Regions from separate parts of the Homo sapiens genome. Here region 2 is linked to region 1. Evidence: read pairs that join two places in POLR2A ChIA-PET (ENCODE). Cell type or tissue: B cell. All regions are shown on one strand. Links, peaks and the distances in the headings refer to the core of each region. The heading gives the core; the rest is flanking DNA. Region 1 overlaps SEC24C (SEC24 homolog C, COPII component). Region 2 overlaps ADK (adenosine kinase).

Evidence for each region. Peaks named below come from ENCODE experiments on the same cell type or tissue, not always from the same donor. Only the 100,000 strongest peaks of a DNase experiment are listed, where the experiment ranks them.
Region 2: POLR2A ChIA-PET joins it to region 1 with 14 read pairs; 1 of 35 experiments calls an interaction of 5 or more read pairs at or near these places.

What each region holds. Positions count from the first base shown.
Region 1 is chr10:73,757,866-73,760,643 of GRCh38, forward strand. It overlaps SEC24C (SEC24 homolog C, COPII component), which reads left to right. Exons shown (of 23, transcript NM_198597.3): 4 at 1,757-1,929; 5 at 2,153-2,521. Among named protein-coding and RNA genes, the nearest start is that of POFUT4, 13 kb to the right of the region's middle. RefSeq lists an enhancer at 1,910-2,009. In B cell, for the core only: no CTCF peak of the experiment used is centred there; no DNase peak of the experiment used is centred there; H3K27ac peaks cover 384 bases.
Region 2 is chr10:74,171,128-74,174,157 of GRCh38, forward strand. All of the region lies in intron 1 of ADK (adenosine kinase), which reads left to right. Among named protein-coding and RNA genes, the nearest start is that of ADK, 21 kb to the left of the region's middle. In B cell, for the core only: no CTCF peak of the experiment used is centred there; no DNase peak of the experiment used is centred there; H3K27ac peaks cover 1,124 bases.

The sequences.
Region 1 (2,778 bases), core at 15-2,514:
CAGATAGTGAGTGCCATTGTACTCCAGCCTGGGTGACAGAGCGAGACCCTGTCTCAAAAAAAAAAAAAAAAAAAAAAAAAAAACGTAAGGCTGGGCACGGTGGCTCACGCCTGTAATCCCAGCACTTTGGGAGGTTGAGGCGGGCGAATCACGAGGTCAGGAGTTCCGAGACCAGCCCGGCCAACATAGTGAAACCCCGTCTCTACTAAAAATACAAAAATTAGCCAGGCATGATGGTGGGCACCTGTAGTCCCAGCTACTCGGGAGGCTAAGGCAGGAGAATTGCTTGAACCCAGGAGGTGGAGGTTGTGATGGGCCAAGATCGCACCACTGCACTCCAGCCTGGGCGACAGAGTGAGACTCTGTCTCAAAAGAAAAGAAAAGAAAAAAAAAAGTAGAGACAGAGTATAGACCTATTCTTTTGTAATGTTTAGCTAAAAGGGGAGCAAAAGTTTGAGGGGGCTGTGAGGTAATTTGGTTGGATTTTTAAAAAGTTTTTTGAGATATAATTCATATACTGTGCAATTCGTCTGTTTAAAGTGTTTTTGTATATTTAGTGGTTTTTAATATATTGACAGATATGTGCTGTCACAATTTAGTATATTGACAGATATCACTACAGTCAGTTTTAGAACATTTTCATCATCTGAAGAAGAAATACTGCATTCTTTAACTACCCCTGTTTAGCTATTCCCCCATTCCCCTATTCTTCCAACCTTAAGCAACTCCTGATCTACTTTCTGTCTCTAAAGATTTCCCTATTCTGGACTTTTCATTAGAATAGAATCATATACTATGTGATATTTTATAACTGACTTCTTTAATTTAGCATAATATTTTCAAAGTTCAACTATGTTGTAGTGTATATTAGTACTCCATTCCTTTTTGTGGTTAAGTGGTTTTTCATTGTGTAGCTACATGCCACATTTTGTTTATCCATTCTTCTGCTGATAGACATTTGGGATGTTTCCACTATAGTTGGTTTTTGTGTGTGTGTGTGTGTGTGTGAGATGTTTGTATGTTTTTGTGCTGATGGGAATAATCAGAGAGGGAGACACTGAATGGAAAGTATATTGGAAAGACACTGTGGTAGACTGAGGCGGGCAGATTCGTTGAGCTCAGGAGTTTGAGACCAGCCTAGGCAACATGGCGAGACTCCGTATCTATAAAAAATGCGAAAACTAGCCACGCATGGTGGCGTGTGACTTTCGTTTCAGCTACTTGAGAGGCTGAGGTGGGAAGATCAGCTGAGCCTGGAAAGTTGAGGCTGCAATGAGCTGTGATCACACCACTGCACTTCAGCCTGGGTGGCAGAGTGAGACCCTGTCTCAAAAAAAAAAAAAAGCTGGACAATCAATCTGCATTTGTTTGATTTCATATTTATTAAGGTTCATGCATGCTTATGCGTGCCTTCCCTTTCAGTGCTTTCAGGGCTTCAGATTACAAAACTGAAGAGGTTTGTCAAAGAATTGAAGCAGAGGAAGCAGTAATTTAGTTAGCAGAGTAAATAGTACTTGACCTGAAGGTGCTTGGTTTATGTTTGTGGAGTGAGCTTAATGGAAAACAAGATTTGCCATGAATAATCAGGAATATAATTTACCCACAAATATACAAAAGTATGAAGCCATAAAAGAACTCAGGGTGTGAGAGTAAGATGTCACAAAACAATGTAGCTTCCTGTATGATGTGACACTTCTGTAGACTTCAAAGGGTGTCCTGGCCCCACTAGTCACCTCTGCTTGCTTTCTTTTCACAGGCTGCCTGGGTCTCAGCCATTTGGGTCCCCATTGGCCCCTGTGGGCAACCAGCCACCTGTGCTTCAGCCCTATGGCCCTCCCCCGACAAGTGCACAGGTGGCTACGCAGCTGTCTGGAATGCAGATCAGCGGTGCTGTGGCCCCAGCCCCTCCTTCTTCAGGGCTGGGCTTTGGTGAGTGGCTGTGAACACAGGAATGTTACTGTCCCCTGTTCAGAGGCATCAGACTCTGGGGTTATACCTGAATCTCTTTTATTTCCCTTGTATTTCCTGTGCCTCTGAGCCTCAGAAGATGGGACAGTCATATTTGCCCCTCTTGTGTGGAAAGGGAAGTGATATACCGAACAAGGAGGCAGAATGACTGGGCTTTTGACTCTACCTTTATTCTACTTCTCAGGCCCACCAACATCGCTGGCTTCAGCCTCAGGAAGTTTCCCTAACTCTGGTCTGTATGGCTCCTATCCTCAGGGCCAGGCTCCTCCCCTTAGCCAGGCCCAAGGTCATCCTGGGATCCAGACTCCCCAGCGATCTGCCCCATCACAGGCCTCCAGCTTCACACCCCCAGCTTCAGGGGGTCCTCGGCTGCCTTCGATGACTGGTCCACTCCTGCCTGGACAGAGTTTTGGAGGGCCCTCAGTGAGCCAGCCCAACCATGTGTCTTCACCTCCTCAAGCTCTGCCCCCTGGCACCCAGATGACTGGGCCCCTGGGACCACTGCCACCTATGCACTCCCCGCAGCAGCCAGGCTATCAGCCCCAACAAAATGGTGAGTCTTTCCCAAGGTCTGTCTTAGAAGCTAGAGGCTTCAGCTACTCAGGTGGTTTTTGATGTTTTTTATTTGTTTGTTTTTAGTATTACTTGCTAAGTGGTGAATTAGATGGGTAGCTTCAGGGTATTATTCCTAGGATATGGGGTTTGTAAGACATTATTTTTTCTTGTCGTTCTGATAACATGGTATTTTTCTGAATGTCTTTGCCAGGCATTAGTGTGCCTCATAATTCTATGTTTTTAGGAGTCTAGTCA
Region 2 (3,030 bases), core at 323-2,822, 410 kb after region 1:
AACATTCTGTAATTATTTAACTATTACCCTATTTCTGGTTATTTGGGATATAATAAATTTTTGCTATTGTTAATAAGGCTGAAATGAATAACTGGGTATACAAATCTTTATACACATTTGTCTCTCTTTTAATGATAGTTGCCTAAAAGTTGGAATTACTGACACATATTGCCAAAATTCTTTATAGTAGAAATGTACTAATTTATACTCCCATTAATTTTATATGAGAGTGCTTGTTTTATCGCACCCTTAACAAACTGGTTGTGTTTGAAGAGAACTTTGCTATTATTTTGGGGCTTGAAGCATTTGTTGAAGAGATTAGTGGATGGGTCCACATTTTTGGTATGCTATTTGGAGGCACTTAGCTATTTTGGGTTATGTATCTGATTGCTTTTATAGGGCCAGACCACAAGATTAGATAAAGTATATGGAATATTTACATATCAGTCTTACGAAGAGCAAACTATTCAGACCCACTTATCTTGATTCAGCTATTCTAATTGTAAAAAGACTACTGAAGGTTAAAAATTTCAGTTGACTATTTTCTCCTAAAGTAGGATAAGCTAGGCTTTTAGGAAAAAAATAGGGTTGAAATAAATTGTTTAGAAAATTGATCAAAAGTAGTAGTTACTCAGTACTCTCTCTCTCAGCGCTCACTCTCTTTCTGTCTCTCTCTGTCTCTCTGTGTGTGTGTGTGTGTGTGTGTGTGTGTGTGTATTTAGAAAAAGAGTAGAATGGAAAGATTAGAAATAGAGCATGAAAGGCTGGGGAAGGGAAGTTGCTGTGAATAACAGAACTTCTGCCTTTACCTGGGAAAATATATCTTTACTTTTGTCGCTACATTATTGACTCTGAAAGATCACATGAGTCCTCTTTCTTGAAATAATATTTTTGTGTTTGTAACTGCTGACACGACTGGTACTTAAATTTTGAGAGAATAAACTTTTTGAAAATTTTTTTGACCATTAATAAAAAACTTTTTTTTCATTTCCTACAGTACATGGATTTTCTTTTTTTTTTTTTTTTTTTAAGACAGGGTCTTGTTCTATCTCTCAGGCTAGATTGCAGCGGCGCAAACACAGCTTGCTGTAGCCTTGAACTCTTGGGCTCAAGCCATCCTTCCATCTGAGCCTCCCAGGTAGCTCGGACTACAGGTGTGTGGTCTCCCTATGTTGCCCAAGCTGGTTTTGAACCCCTAGGCTCAAGTGGTCTTCCTGCCTTGGTCTCCCTCAGTGCTGGGATTACAGGTGTGAGCCATTGCACCTGGCTAGACAGCTGATTGGCTGGGCGCGGTGGCTCACCTGTAATCCCAGCATTTTGGGAGGCCGAGGTGGGCGGATCACCTGAGGTTGGGAGTTTGAGACCAGCCTGACCAACATGGAGAAACCCCATCTCTTATTAAAAATACAAAATCAGCCGGGTATGGTGGCACATGCCTATAATCCCAGCTGCTAGGGAGGTTGAGGCAGGAGAATTACTTGAACCTGGGAGGCAGAGGTTGCAGTGAGCCGAGATCGCGCCATTGCACCCCAGCCTGGGCAACAAGAGTGAAACTCCATCTCAAAAAAAAAAAAAAAAAAAAAGCGGATCACGAGGTCAGGATATCAAGACCATCCTGGCCAACATGGTGAAACCCCATCTCTACTAAAATACAAAAAATTTGCCAGGCCTGGTGGCGCACGCCTAGGGGATTGCTTGAACCCGGGAGGCAGAGGTTGCAGTGAGCCAAGAGTGCACCACTGCCCTCCAGCTTGGTGACAGAGTGGGACTCCATGTCAAAAAAAAAAAAAAAACGGTTAGATGCAAATATCAAAAATGAGTTAAAAAATATCTTTGGTGTGGCTTCAATTTTATTAACTATTTTAATATTGCAGACCCATATCTTCCCTTAATTATACTGAATTTAGTATATTTGTTAAAAAATAAAGTTTTAAGACTACCTGTTTTGGTATCAAAATTAGTTTTTTTTTTTTCTTTTTTTTTGAGATGGAGTCTTGCTCTGTCACCTAGGCTGGAGTGCAGTGGCATGATCTCTGCTCACTGCAAGCTCCACCTTGGGTTCACACCATTCTCCTGCCTCAGCCTCCCAAGTGGCTGGGACTACAGGCACCCGCCACCACGCCCGGCTAATTTTTTTTTTAATTTTTAGTAGAGATGGGGTTTCACTGTGTTAGCCAGGATGGTCTCGATCTCCTGACCTCGTGATCCACCCGCCTTGGCCTCCCAAAGTGCTGGGATTACAGGTGTGAGCCACTGCGCCCGGCTAGGTTTTTTCAAATTGAAAATTTTTTTTCTTTTTCTTTCTTTTTTTTTTTCTTTTGAGATGGAGTCTTGCTCTTGTTGCCCAGGCTGGAGTGCAGTGGAGCAATCTCAGCTCACTGCAACCTCTGCCTCCCAGGTTCAAGTGATTCTCCTGCCTCAGCCTCCCAAGTAGCTGGGACTATAGGTGTGTGCCACCGCGCCCAACTAATTCTTGTATTTTTAGTAAAGATGGGGTTTCACCATATTGGCCAGGCTGGTCTCGAACTCCTGACCTTGTGGTCCTCCTGCCTCAGCCTCCCAAAGTGCTGGGATTACAGGCGTGAGCCACTGTGCCTGGCTTTAATTTGAAAATTTTAATGTTACAAATCAAAGGTAGGTGTTACCAAAGTATGTTAAGCATGAGCAAAAGTGCATTTGATTGTTCAGAGGGCCAAGTTCATGTTAGCTTTGGGATCATGCCTCCAGAGATGTAAGTTTAACTATTATGATAATAACAAAGTAATAATTATGCCATGTGCCAAGGATTCTATTAGACTCTTTACTATAGTTAATTAAATTTTAATCTTCACAGTGCCCTGAACAGCATATAATGGGTAAACCGAGGGACAGACAGTTTAAGAACCAGTTTAAAGGCTGGGTGTGGTGGCTCATGCCTGTATTCCCAGCATTTTGGGAGGCTGAGGTGGGCGGATCACTTGAGGTCAGGAGTTCAAGCCCAGCCTGGCCAACACGGTGAAACCTTGTCTCTACTAAAAACACGAAAAAAAA